Regions from separate parts of the Homo sapiens genome. Here region 2 is linked to region 1. Evidence: read pairs that join two places in POLR2A ChIA-PET (ENCODE). Cell type or tissue: MCF 10A. All regions are shown on one strand. Each heading gives the region's core, and the rest is flanking DNA. Links, peaks and the distances in the headings are about the cores only.

Region 1 (12,826 bases), core at 2,021-10,020:
TTCTTTCATCTTCACACGTAAAACACACTGGGCTGACCAGATAATTCTCAGGCTAGAACTTTTTGCCTCAAAATTTTGTAGCATGTCTTTCAGCATTTAAACTAATGAAGGGAAAACAGAGGCTGGCCTGATTTGGTTTCCTCTTTAGGCAACTTGCTTTATGTGTTTATAATTGAAGACTTTCTTTTTCATTATGTTAGAATTTTATTAATGACAAAATGAGTGTAGTGTGGAGCTCTCTCCCTTTAATTTTCCTGGAACATAATGAGCCTTTTGGATCTGTAGATGCAGGTTCTTTCTAGTTCAGGAATGTTCCCTTCAATTATTCCTTTGGTAATTTCTTCCATTAAATGGTTCTGGCTTCTTTCGAAGTTTTTCCTGTAATTCTGAGTTTAGAGCTCTCATCTCTGTTCTCCATTTCTATCATTTTCTCTCTCACTGCTTTTCTTTCCTTCTTTTGCCTTGTGGGAGAGCATACCCCAATCTGTTCTCCATAATACCAATTTGATTCTATTTTCCATGCCCCCTTTGCCTTTATTGACTTCACTGTGGATTTTTTTTTAATTCTGCAATTGCACATTTTGTATCCCTGCAATCTTTCTTTACTTTATGCATCCACTTTTCAGCTGATTCTGATGTCTTTTCATCAGCATGCTCCGTCCTTGTTTCTTAATGCTCCTTTTCCATGGGTCATACTTCTTGTCAAAGATGCCAGGTAGCTTTCTGAAACTCTAATGTTGCTGTTGGATTAACTAATTTTCCTGATATTGTTCCTTTTACCTTGTTTTAAGTGTTTCTTCCACCTCAGGAGGGCTTGTGTTGGGTTCTGTTTCTTTGCTCACACTCTGATGAGGAGAGAGCCTGGCCTACAGAGGAAGTACTGGACTACCTTCTACCCATTGTGAAGCCAGTCACATCCTCCTCTTCGAGCTACTCCTCTTACCAGAGACCATATCAAGTTCTAGTGAACAGTAACCAGGGATGCAATGAAGCTAGTGCCTATGGGTTCATAAGAGCCCACTGTGTGTATCTCTCCCCAACTCCACATTCAGTGGCATTAAGTTGGTAGCTTAAAATGCAGCCATGGAGTGCGGTGGCGCATGTCTGTAATCCCAGCACTTTGGGAGGCTGAAGTGGGCAGATCACCTGAGGTCAGGAGTTCGAGACCAGCCTGGCCAACATGGCTAAACCCCATCTCTACTAAAAACACAAAAATTAGTCGGGCGTGGTGGCATGCACCTGTAATCCCAGCTACTCAGGAGGCTGAGGCAGAAGAATCACTTGAACCCAGGAGGCTCAGGTTGCAGAGAGCCGAGATCGCACCACTGCACTCCAGCCTGGGCAAGGGAGCTCAGCCATGGTGGGAGTGTTTACACCATAAGAACGAGCAAACTTTACAAGTCAGTGCTTTTAAAAAATCTGGAAAACAGGGTGTTAAGCATATACTAGAACACCACTGAGAGTAAACATCCATCTACTATTGTTTTGCTGAACTGAGAAAAGTCTTTTCTGTTGGATTCACAAAAACAGCTGAACAGCTAAACTTCACAATATGCTCTATGACAAAGACTCCATGCTCACCTCAGAACTTTACTTGAAGCAACATCTCTGCCCAGAAGTCAATGCCCTTCTTCCACTCCTCCCAGAACTCCCCTTCCCACTCTTGCCCATTTGTCTTCTGAGAGCTATAGTCTTTGAGAATATGCATAATGATGTCAGGGAGGGAAGTCTTTAGCTGGTTTTGTTCAAGCTGCCCATACAGTAGACTTGATGACTGCCTGCTTTTCTGGTTGACAGAAACTGATTAAGAAAGCAAATGGTGTAAAAAGATGGAGTGTGATCCTACTTAATTACAGATGAGGAAGAAATTGTATTTTCAACCTAGACTCATTGGCCTATAGTTATAAGAATCTCTTGTCAGGTTCTGGCAAGAGACTGACTGTCTGACTTTGGCTTTGGGAGTGGTTGATTATTCATCCTTCTTTATGTCTTCTAAGGTATTTTGGTGGGGAGTCACAAGTGACTTCATGGGACTTTGCATGCACCTGGAATCTTCCTCTTGCTCCCCTGGAGTTAGACTTCTTCATTACTCAGGCTGAGGTTAAATGCCTCTTCCCTGAGCATCGCAAACCAGATCATAACTCCCCTTTTTGTGCCTTTGTAGGCCAGAACTTGTCTTTCCTAACATTAATTATATAATTAAATATTTGTGCCATTCTTGGTTTCAAACTCTGCCTTCTCCACTAGATGATAAGCCCTTGAAGGGTAAGACCTGTGCCTATTTGGCTCACCATGGTCACCCCCAGGGCTTGGCACAGTTTCTGATACAGAGAGACACTCCAAATTACTCATTCGGTGAATGTTGAATGAGAGGCCAGACAGACACCACTTGACTCAGCTGCCTATAACTAAGTAATCTTTCCGGAATTCCTTCCAGCTGCAGAAACACCCAGAGTAAATGCTCCACAACACTGGTAAATCTAGCAGGTGACCCAACTCTTACCTAGCTCTCAATCGGCAAGAGCAAGGGCAGCTCTACACCATGGTTCTCTGACCCTGAAGATACATCACCTGTCTATAGCAAAGGACAAAGCTCCTACTCAGTGGTGTTTTTATACTCTGCACTTGTGTGGTAAGTTCCTGATCACATTTTACCTCTTCCAAGCAGCATTTCCAGACTACTTCACCTACCACATGCTCTAGCAGCATCTCGTAAGCTGCAGATCTCCCAAGTCCCACTGATGGGCATTACTGTATATGATTCCCTGATAGGTCCTCTGTTTAGCTGGCCCTTTCTCCTTTCTCTACTTGGTTAACTCTTGTTATCCTGCAAGAATTGGGTCAGATTTCACCTCCTTCATGGAGACTGGCTGGACCCTCCTTTTCTACCTCTTCCTGCATACACATGTGCACAGACACACACACGCACGGTCTTGCTCTCACTTCCCTGGTCATTCTGCTCTCACAAAGCATTTGGCAAGCTCTGTTTCAACATTTTAATTACCTGCCTCTCTCTCCCACTAGACCACAAGCTCCATGAGGACAAGGGCTATATTTTAAATGAGTCTCTGCACAGCTGGAAGCATAGAGAACACTGGGAGTAACTGTCCAACAGTAAGTGTTCAAGCCATGTTTCTCCTTAAAAAGAAGAATGGAAGCAGTTCTGACTTGATGACATAGGTTTAGATTTCTTAGCCTCCCTTTTCCACTTAGTAATTGTGTTCTTAGGAAACATTTTTAATCTTTTCAAGTCTCATTTGGAAATGGGGTAATAATCCTACCTCAAGGATTGTTTCAAGAAGTAAAGATTAAATGAGATAATAATTATGAAAGAACATACTGGGATCACCTTAGTAAGTGTGCAAACTTTTTTGTTACATTTGATTTACTCCCATAGTTGATCACCAAGCTAGCATTTGACTAAGTGCCACCCTCTCTTCTAAGACTCCAAGTCAAGCCCTGAGGGACAGGAGTTGAAGACCAACCTCCTCCATCTTGCTACACAGTGAGAAGCACAGACAACTTGTTTCCTTTGCATCTGCTAACCTGACCATTTAGCTGTTGTTTGATTATTGCTCTTCTCTTGTTTCCAGTTTGTCTCATGGAGGAAATAATACTGGGTACAGTCAGGAATTCCACATTCTAATCCCTCCTCCACCATTTAGAGCTGGTGGCCTTGGGCAAGTTCCTTTTTCTCCCTGAGTCTTCCCATCATTATATGTAGAATTGGGACCAGAGAACATGAGTTCAACCCTGTGGCCCCTTCCAGCTCTGACATTCCCAGGTACTGAGCCTTGTCTCCTCAACCAGAAGCCCTTCAAAGCCAGGGCTGGTACCTTCCACCTTTTTATCAGATTCTGCTGACTCTGCAGCTCAGCCTGGCTGGGCTGGCTGAGCCTAAGACAAAACTAAGCATATGCCGTTAGTCTCTGTACTCAGGGATCTCTATGATAAGGAAAGGAGATGAAACTTCTGAGACCTGAGGTCTGACATACTATCCATTAACCAACAGTTCCAGCTGTAGCTGTAAAAAACAGTGTCTCCTCTGGGAACCAATAACACAACACAACAGCATGACCCTTGTGTCTTTGCTCCCTGGTGAAAAATCTCTACAATCCTGCCTGGGCCAATCAAGTTTGCAGGTTGAGCTGTGGCTTTGATGCGTTACTTGTGCCTGTGTTCCTCTGTGCAGTCAAGGAAAAGTGTTCTCTTGTAGTGAAAGGGTTGGGGGGCGGGGGGTGGTTAAACATTACCACTAACTTGTGCTGAGCTCTTTACAGTCATTATCAATTTAATTCACACAACAGCACTGTGATGCAGAAGATCTTGTCCTCATTTTACAGACCTGGAAATTAAGGTCCAGAAAGGTTAATGATTTACTCAAGAGCACACACTTTCTGTGCCAGATTCACAATCAAATCGAGGTATATATGATTACAAAGCCTCTTAGTTTGACATCATGAGGTATCTAAAACACAAAGTGATGCCAACTTTTGACCAAAAGTTGTTAGTTGCTTCTACATACATGAGTTCTAAAACCAGTGTGCCATCTGAATTGCCACGTCACTTAAACTCTCTTGGGCATCAGTTTTCTCATCTGCCTTTTCTAATTCTCCTCACAGAATCTTGCAGGAAAAAAAGGTAAATAATATGTGTAGCACAATACCAAAATAGGTTAAATACAGTAGATTTGAAAGAAGTAATTGTGACCATAATATTTCCTGTCCAAGCAGGGAGGAGGAATTCACATCGTAAAGAAAATAATCTGAATTGTTAACATACATCAGGTATTCTCTAAGTTTATTTACGTTTTTCATCTGATTTAAGTTTATTATACTATTTAACCCTGATTTACTAACTGATTTTAACCCAGAGACACATCCATTTTACAGATAAGAAAATTAAAGTTGAGGGATTTGTTGAAATCACAGGGGCAGTTGTGTCTGACTCCAAATGTTATTTGAACCATAGAGCCACCAGTCTTCAAATATTCTGTATTAGTGGTCCCTGAAAACTCTGGTCCTCCACCACACCATTTATAAATTGAGGAAGGAATTGGTAGACATACTTGGAGGCAATGAGGATAAACTGAACCATCTAACAGATAATAATAAAGTCTTTCAAAGTTCTCTTTCACCTCACTACCTGTTCAGTTTTAATTCAAATTCCTTGACTTCTCAACCGTCTGATTAAGCCATTGCTTTGTTCATTGTCATTTGAACATAAAGTGTAATCTGGCACGTATATGTTTGTGCTTCTGCTGCAAAGGAGATGCTAAGCATACCAGAGAACTAAACAAATATCAGCTCCACTTCCCTTTCTCTGTGATATATCTCCTCTAGCTACCTTGTACTGTCATTAAACATTGTCTTGTTACTGAATCTTGTTTATTTCCTTCTCCAATTATACATTAAACACTTGGAAATAAGTACCAGTATCACAAGAGTTTTATGTTCCCCAGAGCGGCCCATCCCCATTCCAAATGCTTATATACAATTTCATTTCTTGTTCTAAAGATACCTCTTTTGAACCCCATGCTGAAGAGCTGGTAGCGGACAGGACCTAGCAGCAGGAGGCAGAGTCAGCTGTCAGCGTTCTTTCATGTGTGCTATGTGTGGAAGTCTCTGACAGGCACACCCACCTGCTCCCCAAGACTGCTCTCCCTGCACTTGGAAAGCTGTGGGCATGCCTCCCCATTTCAGCTTAGGGGAGATGAATCCTTGGCCTGTTTCCTACAGGACACCATCCCATCTGTCTTGCTGCCTTACACTCCACAGAGCCCTATGCTGAACTGTTCTCCTTTCTCCCTCTACATTCCCAAATGGATGATCTTCCCTGCTGCTCCATACCTACCCAAGACTATTCCATTGTCAAGGACTCAGCTCAAGTTCCACCTACTCCTCAAAGCTTTCTCTGATCTGACTAACCCTTGGAGACACTAAACCCCTCGGGCTCCCACTACAATTCAGCACTTAGACCTAAATGGCTGGCTGCTGCTACTCCTCCCCTGGTTTTCATGGGCTCTTAGAGCATCTTTCACTCCATCTCTTGGGATCCCCATGGCACCCATCAGAGTCTGGTCACAATCAATAATAATGTCAATGAACAAACCAATTTTTGCTAATTCAGAGAGTTGGAAGGTTGATTAGTTTGAATTATAACAGGCACATTGAGTCTGACATAGAGGGCCCTGGGTTTTATCCTTCTCACTGTGGACAGAAGACCTCGGACCACAAAGGTGTCTGCTATGGGGGTGTCTGCCCCTCAATGTCAGCCTTCTGACCTTCATCTTCAGGGCCATGCTGCTTCTGCCAGATGCAGTACATGTTCGAAATAAGCATTTGTTTCCTTGAGGCAATTCTCAATTCGCATTTGAACTCTGTCCCACTGCTGCCCCTATGCCAAAGCTGTTCTACCCGCCAAGAATGTCCCTTTGTTCTACATCTTCCATCAAATCCTAAACACATACTCTTTGAAATCTTCCCTGACTATACCCTAGGCCTGATCACACAAATAGCAAAATTCCATTTGGGATCATGTTCCAACTTTGGCTGCAGAAGAATGCTTTCCATTTCAGCAAAGCACGTATCTGTAGATACACTGCCCACTCTCCCAGGGCAAAAGCCACATCTCAGAGCAGGCCTTTCCCAAGCAAGTGTACCAGGCACAATGGCTCACACAATCTGCAATGCTGATATTTTAATAAATATTTGTGGATCAAAACACCAGTCGTAATAGAGCTCTAAAGTATAACGAGTAGAAAGGTTCACAGAGATTTCACATCAAATCATCCCTTTTAGTCACTACTATTAATCAATACTTTTTTAAAAACCAAGGTCTTGGCCAGGCGCGGTGGCTCATGCCTGTAATCCCAGCACTTTGGGAGGCCGAGGCAGGCGGATCATGAGGTCAGGAGTTCGAGACGCAGCCAGGCCAACATGGTGAAACCCCGTCTCTACAACAAATATAAAAAATTAGCTGGGCATGGTGGCGGGTGACTATAATCCCAACTACTTGGGAGGCTGAGGCAGGAGAATTGCTTGAACCCAGGAGGTGGAGGTTGCAGTGAGCAGAGATCGTGACAGTACAAGACTTCATCTCAAAAAAAAAAAAAAAATCAAAGGTCTCATTGCTCAAATAACAATAGGTCACAGAAAGAGACACCAACAACTGTACAGGACTTGCCACGCAGATTTCATTAGTCTGCTACAAGCACATTGGTGCTCCCACTGCTTCTGATGGGCTACTAAGTTGGTTCCATCAAATTCAGCTTCCCCATCTCAACCTTTCTCCAAGCCACAAATTCAAACTCCAAGAAGCTCCTTTCCACTGACAGAACTGAAAATCATTGGCAGATAAAAGGAATAATGAAGAAATTGCTGTTTACTAAATTTGGCTAACAATATTGCATGCTCCTTTTTCATCCCAAATCCTTTACTAGATCCTGGGTTAAAAGCAATTGCAGCATTTCAGTGGCTTAAAGAGGCTTCCTCTTCCTAAATATCCAACCAGTATGCTCCCAGGTGCTTCATCAATCCCACAGAACTTTTACAGCACCTTAGGCCAAAGCCCAATTTCCTTGATCCTACTCCAACCCAAATCAAAGGCTCTGGTTTTGCAGACTGTGGGTCACCGTATCTGATCTCAGAATGCACACAAACCAACCCATTAGCTATTATTGAACACAGGCTGCAATGTGGCTGGGCAGACCAGGTGCTATGGGGATGGAGAGGACACCTCAGGAACCCAGGCATGGCCCTAGACTTCATGATCTTTAGAATCTACATGGAGAAATGACATCCAGCCCACTAGATCCATGACATGAGTGAAGTATCCATAGCAGGGTTTCCAGATGCCACCTGACAGGAAGCAGCAGCAAAGCTCAACTACAGAATACATTCTGGACTTCCTAGAAACTGTCTTTGTCTGTTCCATCTCCCTTGATTCAAGTCAGTTATTTTACCAAAGAGAACCAATTCAAAACAGATGTGGGTAATTTAATCCCTTTCTTCCTTCCACATTACTCTTAGTGGTATGTCCTCACATTCAGCTCACCATTGCCTCCTCTCCCCTTCCCTGTCCTCCAAGACTGACTCCACTGTTCTAATAAGTGCTCCCCCCAATTCTATTTACCCCAGGGCACCACCTTCCCTTTCTGTAACTCTTTCAACCCATCAAACATTTAGCAAAGGGCATTAATCCTCAGTGGGATTGGTTTGGACAGTTGTTGGCGGCGCCATTAAAGGGGTTTGAGGAGCTCTGACCTTTAAGAAATCCTTAACATTCCTAGGACACCTCTAGCTATAGAATCACAGAATTTTAGAAGGGACACTCTATACCACTCCAAACTTTTTTACTGTACAACAGTAGAAAGGCAATGTAGCTTGTCCCACATCATATGCTAATAGATGTGAGCCCAGGCTGCTTTCTGCCTCAGCCTTCTTGACCTCTTAGGCCAACTAGTTGCACCCGGCCTCCTCAGCCTTCTCTGTTTTCCACTGTGGCCAGGCTCACTCCATCACTGAAGAGCGGAAAAGCACTTGGACTTCAGCAACAAAGATGACTGTATGGTTAAGTGCCAAAATGAGCAAGATGGACAAAAAATACAATTGGAATTTTCAGAGAAAGTCAAGGGCTATGTGTGTTAGAGTCACAATGAGACTCCAGTAGGCACTATTATTATTAACAAATATTTGATGATTGAATGAGTGAATCGGTGACTGAAAGGATGCACATGTGGTAAAATATGCTTAACTCTTAAACTTTAAGGGAGAAACTTTTGGGTGATTACCCCCGAAAGGTAGCCAAAAATATAAAAAGCAATTATTATTGGCTTAAAGTAGTTATTATTCACACTGTCTAAGGGGCCCTCACTGTGTTGCTTCATAATGCAGAGTGTTAATACACCTTAAACAACATTGACTTTCAATATTCTATCTCTTCATAAATGCTGTGATTCATTCAGGAAACAAAAAATCATTCATAAATAAGGTTCAGGGCTGTGTGGGAAAACTTCTCCCCTTTTTCAAGGGCTCAGAGCTTGGAGGGGGTAAGTGATAACAAACAGCAAGGCAGCATAAGTGGGGTGCCTTGCTCTGGGAACTGGGGATGAGGAGCTGAGAGCTGGGAAGAAGGAACTAGTTAGCTCCCACAGAGGAGGCTGGGTGCAACTAGCTGGCCACCTGGAGGTGACAACACAGAGACAGCTGAGGTGTGGAGGCAGGAAGATGTTCAGAATGTCCAGAGTCAGTGAAGAAACCAGTCTGACAACACAGCCTGGGGCATATTGCATAAAATTGGGGTTCACTCGAGAACACTGCAAGGTGCCTGCTGCAGGCTGCCAGGCAGGGCAAACCAGCTCTCATGAGAAAGGGTAAAAGGAGGGACACAGAAGAGTCAGGGAACAAATGAGCTGTGAAGAACTTTCCTGATTCTGGAGAACTTACTGGATTTGCTGGGACAGCGGCAACGCTGCTATTAGTTCTTTTCTTTAGAGGGGCTAGAAATTCTGTCCTGAATGCCATTGCTTAAGTATTGTGGTTTCTTGATGGAGAACCTCCCCCTCATTCTCTCCACTTCGCCTCCCCTCCCTGTGTGTTTGCACATCTTTTTCCTTTTTTCTTGCTGATCCTTAACTCAAAGAGCATTTCCTGAGCACTGGGACATCTTTGAGTCCAACTGGATACCACCTGAGACTTTGAGCCTCAAAAAGCACATGGCATAGTAGGCATCTAATAATTCAATATATACAGTTATATGGACATCGGTTGAATTATTAGAACACGAGGAGCCCTTGTGGGCATTTCTGATCATTCCAAGGGGTTATTAATTGCTGGGCTATGGCAACAATAATCCCAGGCACCAGTTTCCAGGAGGCAGCATGGAAATCCTCCCAGAGTTCAATTACAGAAATTAGCTGGTATTATTTAATCCTCATAACCCCCGTGAAGTAGGCAGGGTAAGCATCTTTATCTTTATTTTACTGATTAGGTTCCGGAGGCTCAGAGAGGTTAACTGACTTGCCAGGGGTCATTTAACTGGGAAGTACAGGGACACGATCCAAAGAGGATCTTGTCACTTCAGATGTGAGGCTCTTCACACTTTGCCACAGCCGTCTGGCCCCAGGTTGGCCACCAACTTGTGTCATTTCAGGCAACCCAGTGTATCAGTTGCCTCATCCTCTAAACGGAGATAAAATGCTTATCTGGCCTTCCTCCTTAGGAGAATCAAGGGGGCGGAAGCCATATAAAGATATTTTTGAAAAGAACAAAATGCCATGCATATGAAAGGGGGTATTTTTGGTGGGAAAAGATAAGTTGGACCAAGGAAACATTTTTCCAAGCTAACAAAGTTCTAAAACTCTTATCTGCTCACCATTCATCCCCTATTCCTCCTCAGCACTTGGAGTGGCACAGCCTCTGCCTACCTGAGGGTCAGCTCAGCTGGCTTTGCCTACACTTGTTCTACCTGGGTCTGCTGATCATTAACCATCATGGGCTCCTGGGAGGGGGTGGCAGCTACCTCCCAGAGGATCCTATGGACTTCAGGGCTGCTCACATTCTTTACCTGGTATCATTTGCTATGAACAGGGTAGGAAGTCAACTGCTGGTTTCTAAGCTAACGGCCATTAAAAAATAATGGTTCCTCGGTCGGGCGCGGTGGCCCACACCTGTAATCCCACCACTTTGGGAGGCTGAGACAGGTGGATCACCTGATGTCCGGAGTTCAAGAGCAGCCTGGCCAACATGGTGAAACCCCGTCTCTACTAAAAATACAAAAATTAGCCAGGCATGGTGGTGGGTGCCTGTAATCCCAGCTATTTGGGAGGCTGAGGCAGGAGAATCACTTGAACCCAGGAGGCAGAGGTTGCAGTGAGCCAAGATCACGCCACTGCACTCCAGCCTGGGCAACAAGAGCGAGACTCTGTCACAAAAAATTAATTAATTAATTATTTAATGGTTCTTCAACCTTAGATGGTACCCTCTAATGGGCAAAAAAAAAAAAAAAACCTTCTAAAAACAGCTGTTCTGGACTGAACCTACGAAACTTCTAAATCAGAACAGTAAGGACCAGAAGCTTCAACTCAGTGATCTACAATTACAGTCCTCCAAAACCTTCTCCAGCCCCAGTGTGATGTATCTCAGGGGGGCATCAAAATCTAATAGAAAGTTCGGTAAAAAGGGAAAACGAAAACTCAGAGCTAAGCAAAAATGTAGATTGGCATCATCTTTCTGCATTCACGAATTATAGTCTGTGGACATCCTGGTGTTTTCTTTCCTGCACTTTTCAGGTATATGGCAGGCCAAAGTATGTGCAACTTCATGAAGAGTTTGTAAAACACCTGGGTTGCCTTTAAAAACCACTCTAAAAGAAGCCCAAACTTATGGCCCAAAACATTTTGGGAAACTCACTAGGTTTCAACATATGCCACAGGATAGGAATGGAATTGGATTGTTTTGCTCCCTTCACAGGAACCCCAGGACCAGACAAAATGATGTGCAGCAAGACCTCTGTGAGGCTTCCTTTCTTCAACCCAGTGCTGCTAACCCTCCAGGGCAGCCTCCTGTGCTCCCACCACCAGCCTCTGGTAGGACTCTCACATACACTGAGTCCCTGAACAAACTCAATAACACCATCCCATTTTTAAAGCACTGCAACTCCTCCTTACAATACTAATGTGTTCATAATAATTTGCCCCATTCTTCTGGCAGGAGCAAAACTGAAGCAACTTGAAATGCCATCAGCAAAAAGTTATTTATTTCCCATTCCTGAGCATCAGAGAAAACAGGGTTTCATTGGCTGGATCTGCCTTCAATAGCTTTCTGGTTTCAATTTAAACTTCAAGTCTCCAAGGAAAAAACTGGCATTCTGGGAGGTCCAGGCCCAGCCAAGTTTCAGTGTCTCCACAGGAACCCAGAAAGGATGCCCCATCCAGCTAGCTATTTCTCATCTGCTTCCTTTTGCATACTATATAGAAGCTTTGGAGCAGAGATTGAAGTACAACTAAAAATAATGACCACATTGAGAGAACTCTCCTCTCCTAGAGGTACACTTTTGTGCCAGACAAGTATCGATTCATCCCCTAGAGGAATTCAAAGTTAACAGGAGAAATGGAATCCAGGGGAAAGTACCTACCTATTTATTTCTTCTTCAGCAAAATCCTGCCTCCTGCCTCTCCCCACTCACCATTTTCAACTAAATCCTAAAACACTCCCAAGCACTGTTTCCTTTTTCCCCAACCCTCATTTAGGTCAGGTGATTTACAAAGTAGCTCACTCTGAGCAAGGCAAGTCCATGACCAGAAGCCCTTATGGCAGCAGGGGCTGTTGGGTTAACTTAAAGATACCTCTAGGTTCCCCTGTGTGATGTCCAAAACTGGGCCTTCCAGCAGAGCCTTCCTATGTAACATTCTGATGCTAACATACAAAAGATCAAATTACAGCCCTTCACTTGCCTAGCCCTTTCATGAACATATAAGGCAGTTGATATTTTCTCCCAAGCTAGAAGTGGCCCCCTTCTTAACCGACACTACTGCCTCTCAGACACTCCACCTTATGTTCACTGCAAGCCATCCCCTCCCCCACCTCCAGTTTGTTTATTCCAGAGATACATCTATTTTCCCAGCTAAGAGAGACGAGTCCCTTTCCCTCCTCTGGCTCCCGGTGGTGCATTCGCTCACCACCTCCTCCCCCAGCTCAGCTCAGGTTACTATAGTGGCTAGCAACTCCCACAGCCCAGGTCTAACACCAACTCAACTTCCCAAGACCAATAGTTTGTTTTGGTTTTGGTTTTGTCCCCTTAACGGGGGAGGAGAAATCGTGTGCCA
Region 2 (12,826 bases), core at 2,605-10,604, 50 kb before region 1:
AAATATCACATTTGATAACCCCTGTGTGAACTTGATTCTGTTAAAAACATATCATCCTACTTTTCTTACCACCTCCCCCTTAAAAAATATGTTCTTTTTCCTGTATTCTCCATTTTGGAACATGGCCTGAAGGCAACCACTCACTGGATCACCTAAAAAACACAGTAATATTCATCATGATTATTTATCACCATCACTTATTGAGTGCTTATTATGTGCCAAGCTAGCAACGCTATGACTATTGTACTATCATGTATCCTATTTTACAGAAATGTGGGCATCATTACAGATCCACTCCTTTCTCTCCAACTCCTTACATCCAGTGATTCTCAAAGGCAGTCCCACTACATAAATGTCTTCCCTTTCCACCTCTGTCATCTCTCCTATGACGCCCCATATTTTAATCACTATTCTTGCTTGAACTATTACAGCCACCTTCTAAATGGTCATCTGCCTGACTGACAACATAGACACCTTCAAGACATCCCAACAGAAATGGCAGAGTGGCAGAGTGACCCCTCTACCCTGCATATTTGACCACATCTCCCTGCCCCAATTCAAGCTCTCTCTTCACTCCTGGGTGTGTGTGTGCCTTCCAGATCAAGGAAGGGTGCCAGAGAAGGGATGGTCACCACTACACTGGACACTCAAGTTCTATGAAATAATTTTGCTCACCCCGCCTCTTACCAACTACCTTGAACATCAAAACAATCCTGCACCACCTCCTCCAGGAGCCTTCCCTGATGGCCCTTCTCCCTCCAAGGCTTCCTCCTGCTCCCTCCTTTGATGCTCACTTAGCACTTCCAAGGCTCCATGGCCCTAGTCTCCTTATTGACTCCCCATTTTGAGATCCTCAGGACAAGACAGAGTCTGAACCCTGCCTCCCCAGTGCCTGGCAAGGTTGAGCACAAGCTCGTTTCCTGTTGCTTCTGGCTGTATTTTTCACTGAATAATGCTTTACAAAATTGTTAGAGAGTAATAGGACACTCTCTTTTCTATTTTTGTCATAGCTTTGAAATACTGTAATATTTCAAGAAATACAGGCATGCCTTCCTTCTATCAAAAATAATGCTCTTATTTTTTTCTGGTGAAGAAACTGGGTCTTTGAGACATCAAGTGACTGACCCAAGGTCACACAATGAATCAAGGACAGAACTGAGGCTGCGATCTTGGTCATCAGCCCCTAGCCCCGCAGCGTTTTTCCACCTGCTCCCTACCTCAGCTCAGGGCCCTCTATTAAAAAGAAACACACCAAAAGAATACACATGGGTGTATGTGTATGTGTGTATATACATACCTAGGTGTACATACACAAGTATATAATATGAATATACACGAATGATTATAAATCTACCTTAAGCATTTAAAGAAAGGGGTGGGGGCTCTGAGAGCTTCACAAGGAGAAGAGATTCTACCCAAAAGGGGGCCGGGCAGGGCGTCGCAGCAGCCGCAGCACAACAGACAGCTGGTGTTTGGGTGGTAGTAAATCACGCTGAAATGAGCCTCTTCCGTGGGCTCAATGAGGCCCCCACAACAAAGGGAGGCCCAGCTTGCAGCCGGACAGCCTGCCCGCCAGCCCCAGACGCGCATAACAGCTTCATTCAGGAGCCCCACGTCCACACAAAGGCCCCGAAATCAATCCGACATCCCGCCACCCTGGACAATGCCCTGAATCTTCTCAGAATCGAAGCCTCGAATGAGGGGACAGCATTCAGGGGAGATCAAACCGCCGGCCTGCCACTGAAAGCAAGCACGAAGAAAGCGTTTTTTTTTTTGTTTTTTTTTTTTTAAGAGGAGGGTTGGACGATGCAGGCGACTCTCCCTGCGCTCCGGCGCGCGTGGTGGCTGTGCTTCGGCTCCCACAGCCAGGGCCACACTCATGCAAAGACTGCGTTTGGCCCGGCTTCCAGCAGTCGTCGCGCCAGGCGCTGCTGCGAGAGACTGGGTGCGCGACATTCGCCAGCCAGGGCCACCGTGCCGCTTGGCCTTGGGGCTTTGTGCAGCAGTGCCCCGTGTGAACTGCCACCGCCGGCATTTCCCACTGGCTCTTGGGCGCGTACAGTAGGGCGCACACACATGCAAATGCCCTGCAGGAGGCAGCGGCTTAGGGTGTTGACAGTGGCAGCCCTCACGCCAGGCCAGGGAGCCCCTGTTCCCAGGCAGGGCCCCTCAGGGTACTCATCTGCCCCATTCTGCTGCCTAATCCGGTTATCAGCTGCAGAACAACGGGTTGCCTGGTGGAGCTGGGGAGGCCCCTGCAGGGAAGGGGGGAGCAGGCGTGCAGCTCCAGCAGATGAGCCTGGATTGTATTCTCCTTTCCTAGGGTAATTGTTAAGGCTTCTGGTCTCTTCCAGTCCCCAGAGACCCAGGAGCCTGAGACTCAACGCTGCACTGGGTCACAGCTTTTCCTGGATGTCAGAAATCCACCTGCTCTCTGAGAGTGGGGGTTCGCCAGCAATGGCAGAGTGGAAATGTTCAGGGGTGTAGCAGGCAGTATTTCGCTGATCTGTGGGAATGGCACACCAATGAGACCAAGGCATGTGCCATTATATGTGGCCAGAATCTCTCCAGAAACTCCAGCTAATGTAGCCTTAAATTTGACATTCTTGGCAGTCACCATGAAGGTTAAATACATTTTGGTTGAAAACAAAAGGCTTCTGCTAGAGGGCCATTCAGTGACATCTTTACACTCACTTCTCCGAGATCCTGCCTGCACTTTTCCAAGTATGCAAAGGGAGCAGACAATGGCAGCAGGGTGAGGTGTGGCTATGTTGGGCAGCTGTCCATGGGTAGAGCAGAATAAAATCGAAACAAAAGGTGCATCAAACCAAGTCAGACAACTAGTAGAAAAAAAGAGGTAGGTTAAATGGGGGCTAGTCTTCCCTTGACCCCTAATTTTAGCCACAGAGCTATTTTCTTTTTCCTCTCTCTCCTGGAATTGATCCACCAACACACAGCCATATCCCACGTTGTATAAGAAACTCTGCCCATGCCCACTGCCCCTGGCAGACCCTTCTCCCAGAACCAGATCCTTGGGCAATATGGAGCTGGTACAAGTGAGGTCTGTTGTAGGTTGGGGGTTGGGGGGGTGCTGTACCTTTGAAATTCAAAAAGGGCACTTTCTACTTTCGATTCAGTTCATTCTCAACTGCTTCTACTGGCCAACAATAGTAAATTGAATCCAATTTCCCCCTTGGAAGGGTCGGTTGTTGTTGTTGTTTTTCTTTTCTTTTTTTTCTTACCCTTCCCCTTTCCATTTTCTGCTTTTGTAGCTCACCTCCTCCAATCTACTTCCCTACAGGAGCCGAAATTAAACAAGCTCCCCATATGCCATGCCTCACTTGTTGTCTGTTCCCCTCACCACCATCTGGCCTATTTGCTCAGCCAAAAAGAGAAAGAGAGAGAGAGAGAAAGAGCAAAAATAGGGAGGGGGAAGGGAAGGCAGGGAAGCAGGGCTAGGAGAGAGAAGAGGAGAGAGAGAGAAAGGGAGGAAGGTGGAGAATAAGAGAAGGAGGGAGGAAGAGAGAGGCAGGCAGGAAGGGAAGGAGGAAGGGAGTGAGACAGAAAGGGGTAACGGGACAGGGGGGGAGAGAGAGAGAGAGAGAGAGAGAAGGAGGGAGAGCCAGACACAATGAGGAGGCAGGGGTGATGATGCAGCCTCTCCCATCTGTTCCTTGGCCAGAGTCCCGGATGGAGCAGTAATGGAGAGCAACAGAACCAGTGATAATTAACCCAAACACAGACCTGTTTATTTAACCTGTTCAGATAGATCAACTCTGAGGCAGAGCTCTAGCAGAGGGCCCTGGGACATACTTAGGGAGACACCCTGGAGGTTGCTAAGGACACAGAGGCAGGCTGGCCCTCCCCACAGACATCCTGGGGCTAATGCGTACTTGGTGAGCAGGAAAAAAAGAGAAGAAAGAAGACTTTCTGAAATAAGTCAGTAACAACCTCCCAAATCTTCTGGTAGGGATTCTTTTGTCATCTTGCCTTTTCTCCTGCCATTATCTTCTTTCATGGCAATAGCTGCTTCTGGATGGTCAAATCATGAAAAGCAATGCCAGCCAATGAGCTATACTTTTGTGCTCCGCATCCTCCTGCCCCAGCATCCTCTCTGCCACCCCATCTTGGCATAAGGACCAGGGCCAGGAGACAAAAAAGGTGCTAACTAGAGGACATGAAACCAGAGCAAAATCTCCCAGAAGACCTCAGACTGAGATGGTCAGTAGCCAAGGAGCAAAGCTAATGGCACTGATAAGGGCTGAGTGTGAAAGTCAGGAGACCGGGGTGCGGGGCTGAGATCACCCACTTTTGCTGCATTGCTTTGTCTGCATAACTCTCCTCTCTTGGCTTCAGTTTACCTATTTAATGGAGACAGCAAGGTTGATCCCCCAAGATGTTTCAGTCTTCAAAAATTAAAATGTAAATGGTCATTGTCATCTGCCTATAGTTCTCCAAGTTAGAAAGAAGACAAGACTTGAGCAAGACCACCAGGGATTATGGTCTGTTTGAAATGGGTAATGTGCACTGCCCAGACAGGGGAGTCTACAGACACATCTGTGCGTGCTGCACCCACCTCCACCTCCGTCCTTAGAGGCCAGAAATACAGGGCAAGAACATTTCCAGGGCTGAGTAGCAGCAGACAGAATAGGAGTTGTGAGTCTGGGAACTGGAACCCAAGAAAGCTCTCTCGGCTGAGCACTGAGGGTTAGTGAGGGAGTGCACTGGCTGGGTTGAAAATAGGAAGCGTCAGGGGTGGGTGAGGAGTTGGCAGGCACCGGATTCCAAGTGGCTTCACGCTCCTCAGTGGAAGAAATGCAGAGATAATTTGAACATGGCTATTTTCAAGCTCCACAGCTGAGCTCCCTTGCTCTCCCACCCCACACCTCCCACCCAGCCCTGCAATTTGGCAAACCCTTTCTGCTGGCTGCTCTTATACCCAATATGTTGGGTTGCCTTAGCAACTAAGGCAATTATCTCCTTGGAGCAGTTAAAACAATGACCGTCATAAATAATAACAGTAAGAAAGATGATGGTAAAAAATAGATCTTCAGCATCTAGGGTCATGGGTTTGCATGGAACCGAAAAGGAAAAGGGGTCCCGATGGCACAGGCAATGAAAGGTGATCTCTTAGGACTCTAGTTGTATTTTATTTTTCTAGAGGAAGAGATAGGAAATAGTTAGCCTTTCCTCACAGCCCCATCCCCACCCCCAGGCAATCTTAGGACAGTTCCTATTTGCTGTTGATCATCCCTCTTATCCTCCCATCAGCCAGACTTGGCAAGGAGCACAGTGAACACTGCTTGTTTAATGCCTATCTCCTCTCTGGACCATGACCTCCTTACAGGCAGGCACTGGGTCTTTGATCTTGGTGCCCTTAGCACCTAGCTCAAGGCTTGGGACAGAATAGGTACTCAAAAATATTCACTGAATGAATGAAAATATATTATACTGAATGAATGCCCAATTTTTGCCTTAAAGTTTTTTGTTTGTTCATTTGCTTCCTCTAGCCCTCTGGGCCAGTTAATTATAAAGTCACTTTTAGTTTCTATATTTGATGATCTTATAATCTACTAGTCCACAATGCAAGATATAGCAGGCCTCCATATTTCCGAGAGAACTGAGAAATCAAGATGTACATTCAAATTTATCCAAGTGCAGGTTCCTTTTTCCCTAAAGAGCCATCCATAAAATTTTGTGAATGTAGATCATCACTTCAGACAAAACACTAAATTAAAACCAATTAAAAATGAGAATTAAACTAATAATGGATCAAACAACTTGTACTCACCCTACCTCAAACATACACACCCTCCATTCTACACTCTACAAACTCATCCCACAAATGCTTTTCCACAAATAAACTCCAATTAATGCACAGTATTTGTGATTCAAAGCAAAAGGCAGCATATCCTTTTCCCAGTGTCCACGAGAAATGTATGGAAAAGCACAGGATCAGAGAGTTGAACTGCATCATTTCACCTTAACCTAGAAAGGCTTTCTACCCCTATTTCTCTCTTTTAAAGTATTGGGAACTCAATAGCCACTAGACACTTTCAAAGTGCATTTACATCACATGTCATCTTCGTAATAATTCTTGAGGCAAGTTGGGCAGGAATCATTATTCCTATTCCGAACATGAAGAAAGGAAATAACTGATCACAAGTGTTAAGGAGTGCCAGCCCTCAGCTGTCCTGATAACCACTTTCTTGCTGTCTCCTCCCCTGGTGTGCACACTGTAATGGCCACAATGTGTAATAGGTAATATCGTCATTAGCGTAAAGGTAAAATGGGCAACCTTCCCAAGCTGTCAGCAGAGTAGTAGGCAAATACCTATGCTCACTTTGCAATGCCCAAAGGAGGTGACGTAACTCTACCATTGAATCCTTGGAGCCCTATGACTCACAATGCCCGCTCTAGAATAATAACCCAAACCTTAGCACCTGCAGATTCAAGGCCAGCCAAATCTATCAGTGCTTCACCTTGGCAGGTCCTGGTTCCTTACCAGGATTTGGGAGGTGAGGTGAGGGGAACCGTGACAACTCTTAGTAAACAAGACGATCTCATCCTCTGGCATTCCAAAGACACTCTAGGCAGACTTTCTATTCTTCCAACCAAAATCTATTCTTCAGGTTTTCTATTCTTCTGATCTTCATAGAAGGTCACATGGGAACCCCTCCACTTCCCACGTATGATCCTGCAACTCCTTGAGAGTCAAGTCTTCACACAGTAACCATAATCACTCCTACTCGGACATCAGACATCTGCCAAGACACAGTTAGCACTTGCTGGATGATAACCCAGTATACTGGTTTTTAAATTTAATGAACACATTGCCAAACTCTTCTGTATCTGTCATTCATTTGATACAAGTTGAATAACCAAAATTATCCTTTCAGGGTATTTTAAATGTGAAAGACCTGAATCCAAATTCAGATATCACTGATAATTAAAATCAGATTTCCCAGAACCTCAGATGAATGAAAATATTTAGTCAGACTCTTTTACAAATATACAAGTATCTTTTTATTAAAACATATCTTGAAAGCATTATGACTCCAACAGTTCTACAAATTATAGCAAATTGCTTTTTGTTTAAAAAGCAATTATTTCATTCCCCAGTATAAAGAATTGTGCTTGGAGGAGCAGTCACAGATCAAGGAGATAAAGGCAAGGTAAAGTTGTTTGTTAATGTTTTATTAATCCAAGTTATTAGCACTACTAAAATAAGATGTAATAGGCAGAATAATGGCCCCACAAAGATGTCCTGTGTCCTAATCCCTGGAACCTGTGAATATATTAGATGGCAAAGGGCAATTAAAGCGGAACAGAATTAAGGCTGCTAATCAGCTGACCCTGAAATAGACTGTCTTAGATCAAGCAGGTAGGTCCAAATGTTTTCACAAGAGTCCTTAAAAGTGGAAGAGCAAACAGAATAGGTAGAACCAGAGAGATGGCAGGTTGAAAATGATTCGACTTGAGTTACTAGGTTTAAGATGGAAGAACAGAGCTAAGAAATGACAGCAGCTTCTAGAAGCTGAAAAAGAAAAGGAAACATTCTCTCCTAGAGTCTTCTAAATGAATACAGCTCTGTCAACACCTTGATTTGAGCCCAGTGAGGCCCATTTCTGACTTTAACCCCCAGAAATATAAAATAATAAAATTTTTGTTGCTTTAAGCCACTAAGTTTGTGGGCAACTGTTACACATAAAAGGAGACTCTGTGTGTGTATGTGTGTGTGTTCGTGTATACCGTCTTCCTTTTTTCTTTTTTTTTTTTTTTTTTGAGATGGAGTCTCGCTCTGTCACCCAGGCTGGAGTGCAGTGGCATGATCTTGGCTCACTGCAACCTCCGCCTCCTGGGTTCAAGTGATTCTCCTGGCTCAGCCTCCTGAGGAGCTGGCATTCCAGGCATGTGCCACCACACCCAGCTAGTTTTTGTATTTTTAGTAGAGATGGAGTTTCACCATGTTGGGCAGGCTGGTCTTGAACTCCTAACCTCAGGTGATCTGCCTGCCTCGGCCTCCCAAAGTGCTGGGATTACAGGTGTGAGCCACAGCGCTCAATCTTTCCTTCTTTCAAGCTGCAAATAAATTTATGGAAAATGTGAACACTCATCTTCTAATGCTTCCAGAAAAATGAAATTGAGTAAAATGGAAGTGATGGCATAATTCTTCTTTCAGGGCTATGGAGCTCTTGAAGAATTTTACTGTTAATAAAGATCACCAGCAGCATGGACACCAGAAGAGAATTGCAAAGAGTAAGTGGAAAGAGATGTCAACATAGGCACATATGACTACAGGGTAGATGTCGTTCTTCAAACAATGGCAATTGGAGCATTAAGTGCCACTGGAGACCTCAGCATCTGAGTCTCTCACAGAGGGACACAGCCAGCACAGGGCACCCAGTCTTTGGCTTTAATAGCAGTTTATATGGGCAAGTCACAAAGAACACCACATGCTAGGTTCTCAGAGGAGGAAGACCCAGAGAATGAGCATGTGACCATGTGGATCTGCACATGCCCTAGGATATGCAGATGTCCAATCAATTGACAAGCCCAAAAAAGATAATTCATAAATGGTAGACAATGGGGGTGATGTTGTTGCTATCAAAATAGTGACATGGCAGGTCATTAATTCACTTATAGGTTGTACAGAGTAAACAACGTAATGCTGTGTCTGTCTCCCTGCTGACGTCAGTTTGGCCCATGCTGATGGGATTCCAAATCAGCTGAAAGTTACTCAATCGGGTTGGAAAGGCCCAACACAACTACACTTCTAAGGCTAAGAATCCCTGTTCTGGAACTTCCAGCCAGCTATTGGAAACTCACTGCCTACAAAGGCAACTCATTCCAGCTTTGGAAATTTCTAGCTTTAAACTCTGAGATTATGTAGCCTAATGCCTTCATCCTACAGACAGAAGTCAGGCCTAGTGAAGTGACCCTTCTAAGGTTACACACTCAGGGCAAACCAGAGTTGGAAGTAGAATCTGTGTCTTCTAAATTCAAATCTAGTGGATTTTACACTCTACATCATGTGCCTTCTCATAAGGTAATCTGGTCACCAGCTTGTACAATATTAAGTAAGCACAGTGTACTCCCAAGGCAAATCAGTAGTTGGGTGTGTGTGTATATATGTCTGTAGCCAGCCTATGAGTCTATACACCAGGGAGAAACCAGTCCTCTCCCCAGGGCAGGTAACCAAATACTGGGCATCTGTATCCAAGTGGGCTATACTCACCTCAGACACCAGTCCACTCCACTTCTAGAGACTAACACGTTGCTCTTTCAGTCAGCCAAGAAGTTTGTGCCTGACAGTGAAAGCTGTTACTGCTGGATCATAGATGTGAGTCTTCACAGGAGGCCTGTCCCAGACAAACTCAACACAGGCCTCTAGCAAGCCAGGCCTGCTGAGGAGTTCCAACTGAGCCACTTGCCAGACTTGCAACTGAATTTGCCTCTCTTTCTCATCCTGAGCTTTTAGACCTCAATATCATTCATTCATCATTTATTCTTTTACAAAGATGTACCAAGTGTCTACGGTCTACCAGGCCCTGTGTTCAACACTGGAGATATACTGAGGAAAAAAGACTGAAAGAAGGAGGGCAATGAAGTGTGTAAGAGAGAGAGAGTGAGCACAGAGGACACAGTGGCTAAGTTTGCCTGGGGCACAATGGAGATAAGAGTAGGCTTTATGAAACACTTCCAGATAAAACTCCCTTTCCAGCAATACCTCTTTTCCAAAGAACTGCAAAGTCATGCAAACTGTATGAGCAAGTCAGTCAACAAATAATGCATTAAGTATTCTAAGTGCACTGTGGGTTATGAGAGAACTGTACGTAGAAACTTCTGTTTTGATCCTTTTTCAGTAATTAAAGTGATAAAATATATACACAACATCATATTGTATATAATTGAAATATATGCTGATTTCAAAGGAGCATGAAAAATGGAAAGAGTGAAGTAGGATAGAATCTACATTACCAACCATGTGGCACAAAAAAGAGAAATATCACAGTGGGTTGATGTTATCAAGGTAAGTTTTCTAGACAAGATGACAGTATCTTCCCAACTTAGGGTAATGACATCCTTATGTCTATAAAACTGATCTCTCCAATAACAGTGTCAATTTTAAAGACTTGTCTTGTGTTCTTTTGCATACCCTACAGAGCTTAAGTAAACAGACGTGATCTCACTCTGTTGCCCAGTATAGAGTGCAGTAGTATGCAATCATGACTTGCTGCAGCCTCGACCTCCCAGGCTCAAATGATCCTTCTTCCTCAGCATCCTGAGTAGCTGGGATGACAGACGTGCACCACCATGCCTGACTAACTTTTTTTATAGAGAAGGGATCTCTCTATGTTGCCCAGGCTGGTCTCAACCTCCTGGGTTCAAGCGATTCTCCTGCCTTGGCCTCCCAAAGTGCTGGGATTACAGGCATGAGCCACTATGCCCAGCCTGACCTTCTTAATGATATGGCATTTCCCTTTGTGGCTATTCCAAAAGACCAGTAGAGTGACCTGCATTTGGAGGTAAAAATGTTCTTCATGATTCTAAGGCAGCAGCAGCTGATAGTGACTAAAACAAGCCCCACAAAATGTTATCTTTCCCTCCCACCACAGCAGCTGAAGATAGCAGTATATGTTCCTCAGGCTGAAACTGCCCAGATGTTTTATGAAAAAGGACTCACCAGAAGCCAACCTGGAGCATCTTTCTGATGAGTTTCCTTGAACACGAGAGCAGCAGGTAAGAAATATCTTATACCATTCTGTCCCTGGCAGAACTTGTGTTAAGTCATGGACTACTAGTAGGCGTAGGTGAGACAGGAAGGGGAATGCATCCTTACAGTTTTGATCTAGAATCTTTTCTAAAAGTGTTCCTGATCCTTTTCATTTTTATCCCAGGAAGACTGGGCCACTCCAGCATCTGACCCTCCCTGTGCCCTGGAGCACCTATCATAGGTACCCCCGCCTAAGCCATTGTCTGTCTCTCTTCTTAATGTTTAGTCTTGCAGATGTTTGGGTGTTTGTTACTATCATGTCTGTTCAGTTGAACTTTTATTTGCTAAAATGTATTGTGCAATGGCAAGCAGAATTAGTCTCATTAAATAATAGAATCAAAGAACCTAGAGATAGAAAGGAAATTTAATAGATCATCTGGTTCAGATCTCTAACTACAAGCAATTGATGCAACCTTAGTTGTAAGGAAGAAACAGCTGAGCCCAGGAAATTATGTGACTTACCCAAGGCTAAACTGCCAGCAACTGAAAAAAGAAGAACTAAAATTCAGGTCTCCTGCCTCCTAATGCAGAGCCAAGCTGGGTCTGTATCCTCAATTGATTTCAGCACACATGACCACAGATGAATCTTCAAGCACATTTTCAACAGGATTTAGCAACATGGACTAAATCCTCTGCATCTATACCAACACTCTTTCTTGGGATTAATGAATATTGAGAAACATCATTGAGGTGTGGCTTTCCAACTTTACAATATTATATTAGTGAATATCTCTAAGTAGAATTCTATGTAGACTTATAAATAACTCTCTTCTTACTGGATAGCAAAACTCCTTAGGAGTAGAAATGGAACATAACACACTTCGATATTGTCTAAAACTTAATCATATAGAGTCAATTTGTATTTATTGAGTACTTCCTATGTGATATGCTGTGGGAAATGCCAATAAATTAAACCCTTTATCCCCAAGATAATTTCTAACCTAAATAAGAGAAAGCAACATAAAATGTAATAAAATAAGTGAATTTTAAATAGTCCAAAAGAAGAAACGTAACAATGGAGGGACACATTTTGCCAGGAAATGACTGTTACTGCGGAGAGGTGCTCTAGAAGTTTAGAGGTAAGGAAGGCATGAGCTGAGGACACCAGGAAGGAAGGGGATTCTTCAAGGAGAGGTAAGTATTGACTAGATAGGGAGAGAGAGGAGACATTTAAGGTCAGAGCAATGTAAACAGAAGTATGGAAGTGGGAATTGGAAGTGTGGTCAGGGAATTCACGGAAGTCAGAAACTGGTAAGAGATAAGTCTTTAAATAACATTTCAGGTGAAATGGGAAGATCCTAGAATGTCAAACTAAATTTTTTCACTTTCTTTTTATGTCTTGCAAGAACAATGGTATTAACAAGGGCCTAAGTTGATTCATACACACTCCCAGAATATACAGGAGAGCTGGAATAGCAGACAGCTAGGACACACATGCAGTCTTCAGGAAGGCCCAGGGAAGAAACGAATACTAGCAGAGAGTACGAATTTAATTAATAGCTCATGAATGACAAATCCAGATACACTGAAGGGCAAAGAAATCCTCTCAAGCAATAAGCAATGCATCTTACTCACCCTTATAGCACATTTACCATTTACAAATTCTTATACTGCCTATCTGAGATTTTATTCTGTTATTTCCTTTTAGAAATGATCTCAACTAGTGTACTAGAAAGCCCCTGGACCAGGCCTCAACAGGGTCTGATTTTCAGGGCTTGTCCTCATTTGCTTCAGTGTGTGACTTTTGCCCCCATCATTACTCACTCCCCCAGCTCTGTGAAGGCCCTGAATTGTGATGGGAGAAGGGAACTTTTGGACCGGGCAGATCCTGTGATGAATGCCCTCAGGGTCTCAGCCACACATCTGTGGATTTGCAAATCATTCATAGGCTGATCAATTTCCTCATCTACACATGAAGATGGCAGCCTGGTCAGAAGGAACAGAAGGGGAGACCTGCTACTCCCTAATGGACAGGAATAGGGCCTCTCCCAGCCACTCCCCAAAAAAGCTGATTAATCTTTAAAATTTCTCAGGGACACCGTGCAATTC

Evidence for each region. Peaks named below come from ENCODE experiments on the same cell type or tissue, not always from the same donor. Only the 100,000 strongest peaks of a DNase experiment are listed, where the experiment ranks them.
Region 2: POLR2A ChIA-PET joins it to region 1 with 5 read pairs; 8 of 35 experiments call an interaction of 5 or more read pairs at or near these places.

What each region holds. Positions count from the first base shown.
Region 1 is chr18:44,682,768-44,695,593 of GRCh38, reverse strand. The region is part of intron 1 of SETBP1 (SET binding protein 1); the gene reads right to left. Among named protein-coding and RNA genes, the nearest start is that of SETBP1, 8.3 kb to the right of the region's middle. RefSeq lists enhancers at 12,571-12,660, 12,711-12,780. In MCF 10A, for the core only: no CTCF peak of the experiment used is centred there; a DNase peak (open chromatin) is centred at 2,343.
Region 2 is chr18:44,733,733-44,746,558 of GRCh38, reverse strand. All of the region lies in intron 2 of SETBP1 (SET binding protein 1), which reads right to left. Among named protein-coding and RNA genes, the nearest start is that of SETBP1, 59 kb to the right of the region's middle. RefSeq lists enhancers at 1,866-2,367, 523-4,201, 12,147-12,826. In MCF 10A, for the core only: no CTCF peak of the experiment used is centred there; a DNase peak (open chromatin) is centred at 6,358.